Linked DNA regions of Homo sapiens: all the other regions are linked to region 1. Evidence: chromatin contacts called from ENCODE Hi-C or POLR2A ChIA-PET data. All regions are on one chromosome and are shown on one strand. Each heading gives the region's core, a stretch centred on a gene start or an enhancer-like site at or near the end of the contact. The rest is flanking DNA. Distances are from core to core; before and after follow the strand shown. Region 1 has its middle 210 kb from the start of TFCP2L1. Region 2 has its middle 120 kb from the start of GLI2. Region 3 overlaps GLI2 (GLI family zinc finger 2). Region 4 has its middle 66 kb from the start of GLI2.

Evidence for each region. A loop is a pair of places that touch in the nucleus more often than their neighbours do. ChIA-PET counts read pairs that join two places held with the same protein, here RNA polymerase II (POLR2A). Pooled maps may share reads with other maps.
Region 2: a map of mammary epithelial cell shows a loop between it and region 1 (19-fold over the local background). The contact joins two enhancer-like sites. A Hi-C loop is called at or near these places in 1 of 168 maps with a recorded cell type or tissue (mammary epithelial cell). POLR2A ChIA-PET finds 5 or more read pairs at or near these places in 2 of 52 experiments (AG04449 and WTC11).
Region 3: POLR2A ChIA-PET joins it to region 1 with 10 read pairs in WTC11. The contact joins two enhancer-like sites. A Hi-C loop is called at or near these places in 1 of 50 pooled maps. POLR2A ChIA-PET finds 5 or more read pairs at or near these places in 12 of 52 experiments (AG04449, AG04450, Caco-2 and 7 more).
Region 4: POLR2A ChIA-PET joins it to region 1 with 20 read pairs in WTC11. The contact joins two enhancer-like sites. POLR2A ChIA-PET finds 5 or more read pairs at or near these places in 4 of 52 experiments (H1, HCT116 and WTC11).

The regions. Positions count from the first base shown.
Region 1 is chr2:121,073,878-121,076,577 of GRCh38, forward strand. No RefSeq gene overlaps it. Among named protein-coding and RNA genes, the nearest start is that of TFCP2L1, 210 kb to the right of the region's middle. RefSeq lists enhancers at 532-1,382, 965-1,864, 1,383-2,234 and a silencer at 1,276-1,570. Within about 2 kb of position 1,364, at least 3 of the 41 ENCODE cell types and tissues checked have a DNase peak (open chromatin) inside an H3K27ac peak, as active enhancers do.
Region 2 is chr2:120,618,865-120,621,564 of GRCh38, forward strand. No RefSeq gene overlaps it. Among named protein-coding and RNA genes, the nearest start is that of GLI2, 120 kb to the right of the region's middle. Within about 2 kb of position 1,372, at least 2 of the 41 ENCODE cell types and tissues checked have a DNase peak (open chromatin) inside an H3K27ac peak, as active enhancers do.
Region 3 is chr2:120,756,887-120,759,586 of GRCh38, forward strand. The region is part of intron 1 of GLI2 (GLI family zinc finger 2); the gene reads left to right. Among named protein-coding and RNA genes, the nearest start is that of GLI2, 22 kb to the left of the region's middle. RefSeq lists an enhancer at 1,519-2,380. Within about 2 kb of position 1,410, at least 15 of the 41 ENCODE cell types and tissues checked have a DNase peak (open chromatin) inside an H3K27ac peak, as active enhancers do.
Region 4 is chr2:120,668,461-120,671,160 of GRCh38, forward strand. No RefSeq gene overlaps it. Among named protein-coding and RNA genes, the nearest start is that of GLI2, 66 kb to the right of the region's middle. RefSeq lists enhancers at 535-1,734, 885-1,386 and a silencer at 1,153-1,447. Within about 2 kb of position 1,356, at least 8 of the 41 ENCODE cell types and tissues checked have a DNase peak (open chromatin) inside an H3K27ac peak, as active enhancers do.

The DNA.
Region 1 (2,700 bases), core at 114-2,613:
CACAAACACGTAGACACACACACACAGACACACACAGACACACACACACACGACCTATTACAGGGACTTGGCCTTGTGAAACCTTGGGCACTGGCCACCCCGTCTAAGGGAACTGCTGCTTCTCCGGTGCGTGGAGCTGGCAGGGCGGGCGTGGGGAAAAGGGGATGACCATGAAGTGGGGTAGGAGGACAAACGGAACCTGACAGGCTGAGCTGGAACTCCCACCGGGAAGTGGCAGACCCCAAGTCAATCTGTCCCCTGCTCTAAGCCTCTACCTTCGAGGATGGGCACCCCGTGGAAGAAGCCGGCACTTTCATGAACTAAGCATATACCTGGCCTGGGAGTCAAGAAGGCCACAGGAGGCTCTGGCTGGGCTGGAAGAGCTATGCCCCAGCTGCCTGGACACCAAATCCATCTCCTGAGATCAGCAGCACCTGCGAGTCCCCTGTGTGTTGGGAGGCACTGGCCCCTCTCGCCTTCTGAGTGTAAAAGGAAGACATGACTGCTGCTCCCTCTGCCCCTCCCCTGGGGCCCCAGATAACCCAAGCCTGTGCAGGGAAGGGAGTTCTGGGTGCTGCAGTTCAGCTCAGCTAGGCTGACCGGACACACATCTGTCACACCACCCCAGAGCCTAACCCATGCCGGGTCCTGGAGCTACTCCCGGTGGTGGCCACACTTCCTGCCTCCAGGAAATCCATCATCTCCTGGGAAAGACAAGTCAAGAGACAAAAACACCATTGAATGTGCACGGTGAGGTGGGCAATAGCCATGCAGGCCTGACGGGGAGAATGTGTCCCGTACCAGGGGAAGACTGCAGTGGCCCCCAGGGATGGAGAGGGCCGAGGTCCCGGGGAGGGGGCAGCTGTGCCAGCTCCAGGGCCTTCACTTCTGGGCCTTGGGCTGATGATGCTCCCCTGGGGAGGGCAAAAGGGAGGACAGCGAGGAGCAGGCTTTGGGTGGGACCAGCTGGGAACAATACCTGTGTCTGCCTTGCCAAGCCTCACAATTCCTATCTAGAAAATGGGGTTGTTGGGAGAATTGAAGATAAAATATATACAAGTATTGCACTGGACCTGACTCTCCCCACCCCAAAGTTGACCATTCCCAAAATTGACAGTGTCGTTATCTAGGTCCTAAAAAATCCAAGGGAGAAATGAGATTTCCTGTGTCTTCCCAGAAGCTACGCCACTGCTCTTGAACTTGGGAATTGCCACGAAGTGCAGGGGGTGGGGTGGACACGGAGGTCTGTAGGGCCGAGGAAAAAAAACACGACACAACTGGGGCCTTCCAGGGTCTCCCCCGACCCCTGTTCATCCTGCCTGCAGCACCTCATTCCCAACGAGGGCCTGCAGCCAGCTCCTGCCATCTGCCATGAGTTATAGAAAACAGGCAGTGATTAATCAGCCAGTCAACGCCGCGTGCAGCTATCCTCTTTCATTTATCTGCCCCCTGACCCCCCCAGCACAGTCCACGCAGCAATAGGCAAGTGTATTAATCATACGCTTTAAAAATATTTAAAGGAGGAGCTGAGCCTGGAGCAGAGTCTCCTTTAATGGACTCATTTTCAGCTGAGGGTGAGTATGCTAATTAGGAGATAAAACAAACGGGCTGTTTGAAATGCAAATGAGCTGCTGGGAGCACTTCTGGTCCCTTCCTTCCCTGCCGCCTGTTTGGGAGGCTAAATCTTATTTCTCCCAGCCGCTTCCCGCCACCGATTTCTAACCAGAAAAGATAGTGGCTGATTCTAAAACTGAGAGGTACTAGGTCGTGTTTTCACCGCCCCCCCTCCCCGCCCCCCGCCTTTGCCCTGGATCAAGGAGCAGAGAGGACAAAAGTTGCCCCAACTCCAACTCCAGCATGAAAAAACCCCAGCCGGGAGGGGAGGCGTGGCTGCTCTCCCCCCATCTCCTGGCACCCACCCAGTCCTCCCCATCTCTTGCCAACCCTGCCCCCTCAGTTTCTCTCCTCTCCTTTTCCTCTGCCTCTGCCCAGCTTGGCGTTTCCCAGCTCGCCTCCCTGCCCACCTCCTTGCCCTCTCCATTCCGTCAGCTGCTAGCAGGAGCCTCGGGCACAAATCCAGAGCCTTCCTGGCTGCAGCCTTTCCTGGGGTCCCAGGCACCACTCCCACCTACCACCCAGTCTAAACCCCGCCTCCTGTCCCCGCTGCCCTGGGGCCCTCCCTGCCCCATCACAACCACACACCTGCTATTCCCTCCTCTGGGCTTGGGGAATCCTAGTGCCCCTGCTTGGAGCCTTCCCTCCCACCTCCCGTGGCTGGCTCCCCAGCCCTTCAGGACTCAGGGCGCATCACCTCCTCAGGGAAGCCCTCAGACCTCCTGGTGCCTTCGTGATTCCTGGATCTGGCACCTGTCTTGGGTGTGACAAAGCATGTATGTGTTTGTGGATTTGTCACCCCTCTTCCCAGGACCTAGGGCTCCTTGGCGCAGGAGCTGTTTTCTCCCCTGCCATGCGCCGTGCCTGCTGGCACATGGCTAGCATCTAGTGAGTGCACACTGAGTTGAGTTGATTGCTAGGAGGCCCATGAGCTCCCTGCATCCCCTGACAGGCACTGCACCAGCCTAGGGAGCCCTGGCAGCTCGGGATGACCACCTGCTCTAAGGCAGGTCTGGAGAGGCAGAGAGGAGCATTCAATCCAGGGGCCACCTCATTTAAGATACGCAGTGTTCCACCTGGAAAGAC
Region 2 (2,700 bases), core at 122-2,621, 460 kb before region 1:
TACCATTATTTAGGGTTTTTGATAAAAAATAAATTCAAATTTTGTACATATTAAATGCAATCAACTTTTATTTTTCATCATATAAGCTGGCGTTAGCAAACTTTTTCTTAATGGGCTAGATAATAAATATGGTAGGCAGGCAATATGGTCTCTATTACAAACACTCAACTCTGCCATTGCAGCATAAAAGCAGCCGCAACAAAACATAAGTGATTGTATGCGTCTATGGTCCAATAAGACCTTATTTACAAAACAATTTGTTTGTATCTTGCTTCATGTGTAAAAATTTTTTTGATTTTGAAATTAATAAAAATGTTTGTTAATCAACTATGAACAAAGATAGAATGCCAAATCTGGCTATAGAGTTCACTGAATATTAATATTCAAAGAAGATAAATTTTGATGAAGTCTTTGGCAAACTTGCAGAAGTTAAAGCTCAAAATAAAAATCTGTGATGTTCTTGATTACTGTTACAGACCAATGTTTTTTTAAAAAGATTCTTCCCTTTTTCAAAAAAAATTTGATTTAAAAGTATTAATTCATGATCTGTCTTTTGTACTGCATATTAATTTTACTTCTTATTTTAAGAAAATGTTTAACCAGCATGACATATATATTACATATAGAAAGTTCAATGAAAGAAAACTTTCACTGTCTATACCTCTTTGCTAGCCATTATTATTATCGACTTCATTTCATGATGACTTTCTGAGACTCCTGTATATAATGGAAGGGATATGAAAACATGAGCCACTCTGGGCAGTGGTGTGCTAGAGCCAGCTTGCTGCAGCTCATGACAACTGATGGCGAGGTCTCTTCCCAGTTCTGTGTCCGTACCTTGAAATCAGCCACAATGGGAGTATTTACACCGTGGAACTCTGCAAACACCACAGATGAGTGCTGGAGCCCCCAGAGAGCTGGTTGTTAAATATTTACCAGTCCACCTCTGACTCTGGTTCTTGATATGCCAGGTACAGGGCCCAGTCCTGTTTGGGTCCCTCTTAGGTAGTGATGGAATGCTGCAGGCATGCTCAGTCTTACTGTTTGGCAAAGCTGATAACACCCAGCGAATAAGGAGAAGCATAAGGCCTCTCTGTCATCTGTCATCTTTTGGTCAGGTATTCAGTTTCTCTCTTTGGACCCAGTATTCTTCCAGGAGCTAACTGACAAAAGAATAGGTGCTTACTGAACAGATCAGAGCTTTGCTTCGAAATCTTAGGGTTTCAGTTACGATTTCCTATCAGTGCTTTCAACACTCAGACCTACTGAAGAAACAGCACCATTGGATCTATTGGGTTATAAGGCCCAAGGGGCAGAGCTACTTATAGCCTTGGCCAGCTTAAGAGCTTTCTCTTGCTGTGAGCCCCACCCAAGCTGGGGTGTCTTATGGCTTACTCATAAATGAGTCGTAAGAACACAACACAACCAAACAGGGTGTGCTCCTTACAAAGTGTAAAGGGGTTCACAAAGCCCCATGCCTCCTTTTTGTACAAGGGGATAAAGTGAAACAACTTCTTCACTTTGGAGCAAATATCCCAATATGTCTCAGACCACCAGAATCCCAGAAACTTCAGTGAGATGGCCCTGTATTTGTATGGAGTTTATCACCTATCTTACATCACACATATGCCTTAACAAAGGCTTGTAAGTACATGTACTTTCTACTTTCCCTGGTTTCCTAGCTTGATATCTGCAATGTAGGAGATGAACATTGCATCATGGGAGATGGTGAGACAGTTAGGGTGAATTGTGCCACAAAGCCAGAAGGCTGATGTAATCACAGAGCAGATCATGAAGATGTACTGCTATCCTTTCCAGGTGAAAACAAACTACTGAATTCCTGAAGCTTTTTACGTTCATAGGAATTTTCTTTAAATGACCAACTGTGATGCCATGGGCTGTGTAAATGTGTAAAGATTCCTCATCTTAAAATAACAGCTGTAATTGAGGTCACCACTTGAATACATTTACAATAATCTGTGGTTACTCTCCAAGATCCACCTGTCTTCTTTATCAACTAAATAGGCAAGTTATATGAAAATAAAATAAGAATCACTACTCTTGCACTTTTTTCAAATATTTCATGTTGGCACTAATATGTGAAATTCCCCAAAGGATATGGAACTGTATGGACTAATAACTTGGTAGGGAAGCAGAATTCCAGGGGCTTCCATTTGGCCCATCCCAGTACTATACTAGGCCTATGATAGCCATTATTCTACAAATCAAAGAGTCAGTGTAGAGATTCTGTCAATTTCTAAGCATTTCCAACTATTCATGTGAAAATGGAAAATAAACATGGGATGGGCTTGGATTCTCATTGTCTTCAGTCAGGTGAATTGAGTTAAAACTCCAATTATCCCCTTAGCCTCAAAATCCTCTGACTGGTAGACCACAGTGATGTTATAAGTTTCCAGGAATTAGTCTTAGCTCAGAACCAATGTTCAACAGTTCTTTCTCCAGTGCAGAATTACCTGACAAATGGCCCAGGTCACTCTGTGATAGACCTGGAGAAAGATTCATGTTATTACAAGGTCCTGCCTTAAGGCCAATGGATTTATTCCTGGGGGGACTGAATCTGTGAATTGAATCAAGCCTACCTAGGGATTAGTTGAAAAGCCATGATTTTCTATCGCGATGACTCCAGTCAAATCCAAAGAAACCTTAGTAGACTACCTATCTACTTCAGTCTTTAGGTTC
Region 3 (2,700 bases), core at 160-2,659, 320 kb before region 1:
ACATGTATATTAGGCAGCTTGAAGTTATCCCACAGCTCATATGCTCTTTTTTAATGTTTTATTCTGTTTATAATACCGGATAGTTTTTGTTGCTATTTCTTCAAGTTTACAGATCTTTTTTCTTCAATGTCTAATCTACCACCAATTCCATCTAGTGATTTTTCATCTCTAGAAGTTTGATTGGGTCGTTTTGTATCTTCCATGTCTCCACTTAACTCTTTGGACACAGGAATTCATTTATAACTACTGTTTTCATGCTCTCATCTGCGAATTCTAACATTTGTACCTGCTCTGGCTCAGTTTTGATTGATGTTTATTTTCCTCATGTACTTTTCTGCTTTTTTTTTTTTTTGGCATGTCTGGTAATCTTTGCTAGATGCTAGAATATTGTAAGTTTTATCTTATTGGATGTTGAATATTTTTGTCTTACTATAAATATTCTTGAGCTTTCTTCTAGGATATGATTCATTTACTTGCAAAGTTTAATTTTTTTAGCTTTGTTAGATGGGACCAGAGCCTAGGGCTAATTATTCCTTGCTATTGAGGTAAAATCCTTCAGAGTTCTCTACCCAAGGCTGTGTGACTTTTGAGGTTTTCCAGTCTGGCTGGTGGGCATAGGCACTGGCCTTGTCTACACTGGGCACTCTTCCCTCTCATCCTCTCAGCTGGATCTTTTCCTGGCCTTGGGGCAAGAACAGTATGTGCTGATTCTATTCTGCAATGCTCCAGGGGGACCCTCTGCAAGTTCACCAATGTTCCCCTTCTGTTCAGCTCTTCCACTGGTCTGGTGTTCTGCCATGCAAAACCCTTCTTACCCTGGTCTCCCTCCTCTCCAACTCCATCTCCATCTCCTTAACTCAGGAATCCACCAAGCTCTGCCTGGTTACCCCTCCCTGTGCCGTGGCCTGGAAACACTCTCTGGAAAGGAAGCTGGGGCAGGCTAAGGCTCACCTCTTTGGTTTTCGTTCCTTCATTGCCTGATGTTCATTGTCCTGAAAAGCCATTGTTTCCATGGTTTTGCTGGTTATTTGATGGTTTTGGGAGGGAGGTTACATCTGGTCCCTGTTATTCCATCTTGGCCGAAGCAGAGAGCTCACCTTGCACTTTTCTCACTAGCAGGGCCTTTCTGATTTTAAGTGGTGTGAGTGGTCCACTGTAAGGATAGTCCTCACCCTGATGTGTTTAAGACCTGACGGGAGAGGCTGGTGTGGCCAGCGGGTGTGAGGAGGGATGGCTGGGGAGAGGCCTGAAGCTGACAGGGGCAGGGACATCTCACCACTTATCCGGGCCGCCTGGCCTTGAGGGACTAGGCCTCACAGAACATCTGTGTGGGCTGGAGGTTTGCATTTTACTCCTAGCACCACACACAATCTCAGCAGCTTTTCTGAGGGCTTTGTGCACAGCTGAGCGTGGGAGCTGCATCAGGGCAGAAAGCCCCAGAGTGCTCAGGCTTGCCAGCAAAGGCACTCTTCCATGATGCTGTCATGGGGAGAGGGGAAAGCGGAAGTGGGAAGGGCCTATGTGAATGGTGCTGGCTGGGAGGCCTGGCTTCCTCCCCCTGACCGGGCCTCTCAGACCTGGCTGCAGGACCGAGGACCCTCTCTTGTGAGGGAGTGCTGGGGCCTAGGCACAGATGTTCAGCCTGCGCCCCTGGCCTGCCTACATACCTAGGAGAGGGGAAGCCACGGCCAGGCCCAAGGCCTAGACCCAGGGCTCCCTATAACGTCTGAGCTCAGCTACACAGTGGAAAATGGAAAATATCTGCTCGGCCTGCAGCTTCGGGCGGGGTGGCTGTAAATCATCCAGGAGGCTGTGAGAGCTGCCCTTGGGCCTCCTTGGCTTGCGGGTGAGGGCCGTGGGTGGGCCCTGGGGAGCCCACCATCCAAAGGTCAGGCCAGGCCAGCCGTGGGAGAGACAGAGTGAGGGTCAGCGGGCCCCAGAGACTGGCCACTCCTACCATCTCGTTGCACAGAAGGGGAGGGGCAGTGGTGGTGACTTTTCCAGGGACATACAGCCTGATCAAGGCTGAGGTGCAGCTGGCCTTCCTCTCCCCTCTGGAGGAAGTGGACACGATGACTGGGGGCCAGGCCCTTTCTGTGCCCAATCCTGCATGATCTTCCCTGCACCCTCCCCCACCCCCACACTGGCAGGTTTCCTTTTGCTCATGGAGCTGTGGTTGGCCATGTGAGGCCTCATGAGCAAATGCAGCAGCAGAGCTGGTCTGAGAATGTAGGAAGAAACAGACTCAGTTTCTCTTACACTCTCACTCTGTCAACACAGAAAACATGTGTGACCAAATGTGTGGGGGTTTTTCTCCATACCCACGGCAAGCAAGCACTTCTGCCGTGAATACCAGCTAGGTGTCCTCCAATTCAATTCAGTTTTGACCCTGTCTACCTGCAGACAGCATCAGATCCCACAGGTTGAGAGCTCAGTCCCACAAGACCGCCCCACATCTGTGGCATCCCACAGATGCCAGTCTCAAGTACAGGTTCTTCAACTACCTGTGCTTCTGACCAACCAGCTATAAATCTGGGTTCCCATGCCGCCTTCCTTGGGTTTGATTAATGTGCTAGAACAGCTCACAGAACTCGGGAAATACTTCTGTTTGCTGGCTTATTGTAAAGAATATTACAAAGGATAAAGGTAAAGAGATGCACAGGGTGAGGCATGGGGGGTGGTGCAGAGCCTCCATGCCCT
Region 4 (2,700 bases), core at 106-2,605, 410 kb before region 1:
ATCTCTCCATGCCATGGACATTTCATGGTCTCTCTGGTATCTCCTATCACAGATTTATTTGGAAACCTTTCTCTGATTTCCAGCGTGTACCATTTTCTAGAGTAGTGAGCTCCAAAATGGGTCATGCACTCTCTAAAATAGTGCTTTGTTATTTACTGGCCATAATTAGTTCTCATCAGTACCTCTTTGGGAATCCCTGGTCTAGAAATGATGGATTCCATATTTCTCTGATAAAATGACTTCCTAATTCTTGACCTCAGGCATGCCCCTCCTTTCCAGAGAGAAGCCCATCATTTGAGTCTGTTCTCAAGACACAGACCATCCTCCCATGACTACCTACCCTTGGCCAGTCCCTGCTGTAGCCCGACTTCTCACTGTGTTGTCACACAGACCCTGTCACTTAGAAGCTGTGGGACTTTTAGTGAGTTACTGAGATTCTCTGAGACTCAGTTTCTTCACCTGCAAGATCAAGATAATAATGTTCATCTCCCAAGATCAGGAGGAGGAACTACTAATGGAACCATGGAAAGGAACCTCAGGCATGGCACCTGGTTCAGAGGTAGTCCTCCAAATGTGCACCCTCCCTTCCCTCCTCTTGCTCGCAGCTCCTAGCTCAAGGTACTCTTGGTCACTCTTCCTTGGCCTCTGGCCTGCCTTTGACAGCTGGTAACTGACCAGTCCTTAGGCTCTGGTCCTCAGCAGCCACATGCCTTTGCCGTGATATAACTTTTCATCTGAGCCTTGATTCCTGACACATGGCACCTGCTGCCCCCACCCTGAGATCCACCATCGGCCCCTCCCCTCCTGTGATTCCTGCCACAAACTCCAGGCATGGGTGTGGCCCTATTGGAATGTGCTGGGGGAGAAGCAGGAGGCGGGGACAGGTGACACAGAGGAGGTGATGAAGGTCACACCAAGAGAGGTCCCTGGTGGTTCTTTTTACCTTGAGAGAACATCTGTGGCTTCCATGTTGTCACAAAACAAACAGAAGTGAGTCTGAAGTTTCCCAATCCCCGTAGCTGGTTTCATGGCTCTTTGACAGTCCTTTCATGTCCCTGACAGTGGTGAGCTTTTTCCCCTGGGAAGTTAGGGGGCCTCTGTTGCACCCCCGCGGCCCACCTCGCCCTGGTGACGTTATCCTGGCACTCCCAGGCTGATGACACTTAGCTGTCACCTTTCATGCATGAGCAGCTGTTGCCGCCTGTGTTTCCAGGTGGCCGAGCCCAGTCCCTGTGCCTCCCCTTCCTGCCACATGGGGGACCCTCCGACGGGCTGACTCACCCGGTTCTGCTGCCCACGGAGGGCTTCCCGCTCTGCCTTTCTTGGGCAACCTTCCCAGTTTTCGACGAATGCCTTCCGCTCACAACAGCCCTTTCCTGGGGCGTGTAGGGAACCGGGAGTGGGGTGAGGGCGGGTTCACCCTTCTGCTCAGGTTTGAGTGGCAGCCTGCAGGCGCCCAGGTCTGCGCAGAGATCTCAGACTGTCCATCAGTTCCAGGGCTATTTATGTTTCTGACATTCATTTCTTCCTGCTCCCTTCACCTCCCCCCTCCCACATCTCCTCTTTGACAAAGCTGTGATCAGCCCCACAGCAGAGGCCGTGTGTTTCTTGACCTGGCTTTCCCGTGCTGGGAGCTGGGCTTGCATCGAACCCCTCCTGCTCCCTCAGCGGCTGCGGCCCTTCCCGTCCTCCTGCTCACAGAGCGCACGAGAACCAGGGAAAGCTGTGTGGCTAGAAAGAGCCCCCTCTCACAGCTGCAGACTGCAGAGTTGTCAAGCCTCAGGCAGCTCCGCCCTTCCTTGAGCCTCAGTTTCCTCATCTGGAGAGTGAAGACAACCATCCGCATCCTGCAGCACGGCAGTGACAGTTCTGTGAGAAAAGGTGCCCAGAGTGACGTCTAGCTGCACACCGTTATTACACTACAGGATAAAACGGCTGCCATTACCACATGCTCACCATGTCCCGGGCCACGGGGCACAGATCGACTCATTCAATCCTCACTGCAAGCCATGAGGAAGATCTCACAAGAGGCCCAGGCAACAATGAGGAAATTGATGCGCCGAGAGATCAAGTGACTTTCACAAGGTCACACAGCTGGTCAGCGGCAGAGCTGGCTGTCATCCCGGCATGTGTCCCTCCTCCCTCCAGGAAGAAGCCACCCCAATCCTCCAAGGATGTTCCTTTTCCATCTTGAGGGTATCTGGCCTCCAGAGACTCCTCACTACCTCGGGGCCATTGCTTGGTTTCCCTGGCCCCCATCACCCCAGCCTCCAGCTCCGACGGTCACACTGACTCCGGGAGTTTGTCCAGGGTGAGCACTACTCCTCATACCGCTCTGAGTGCCTCTTCCATGGGGAGGCCAGTGGCTCAGGTCTTCTGCCCTCTGTTGATCAGGAGGCTGAGTTTTTCAGAAGGTCTCCCAGTCAGGTCTGGGACAGGAGCCAAACAGTGGCTCTCGGCCCTCTCCTTCCCCAGACAGGGCTCTGGAATTGGGCGCCACCCCAGCAGCCAGCGAGGGGCTGCCATGCCTGTCCCTGGGCTGGCCCTGAGCCTACAGGTGCTCTCTGGGGGCAGGGGGAGGAGGGCAGGGCCTCGAGAGCCGCAGGCAGAGCCTGGGAAGAAGGTGTCTGTTGTTTCCTTCTTCATCTCTGGGAACAATTCGCCTTTTGAGCTTCTTGGCTGAGCGAGTTGAGAGATTCT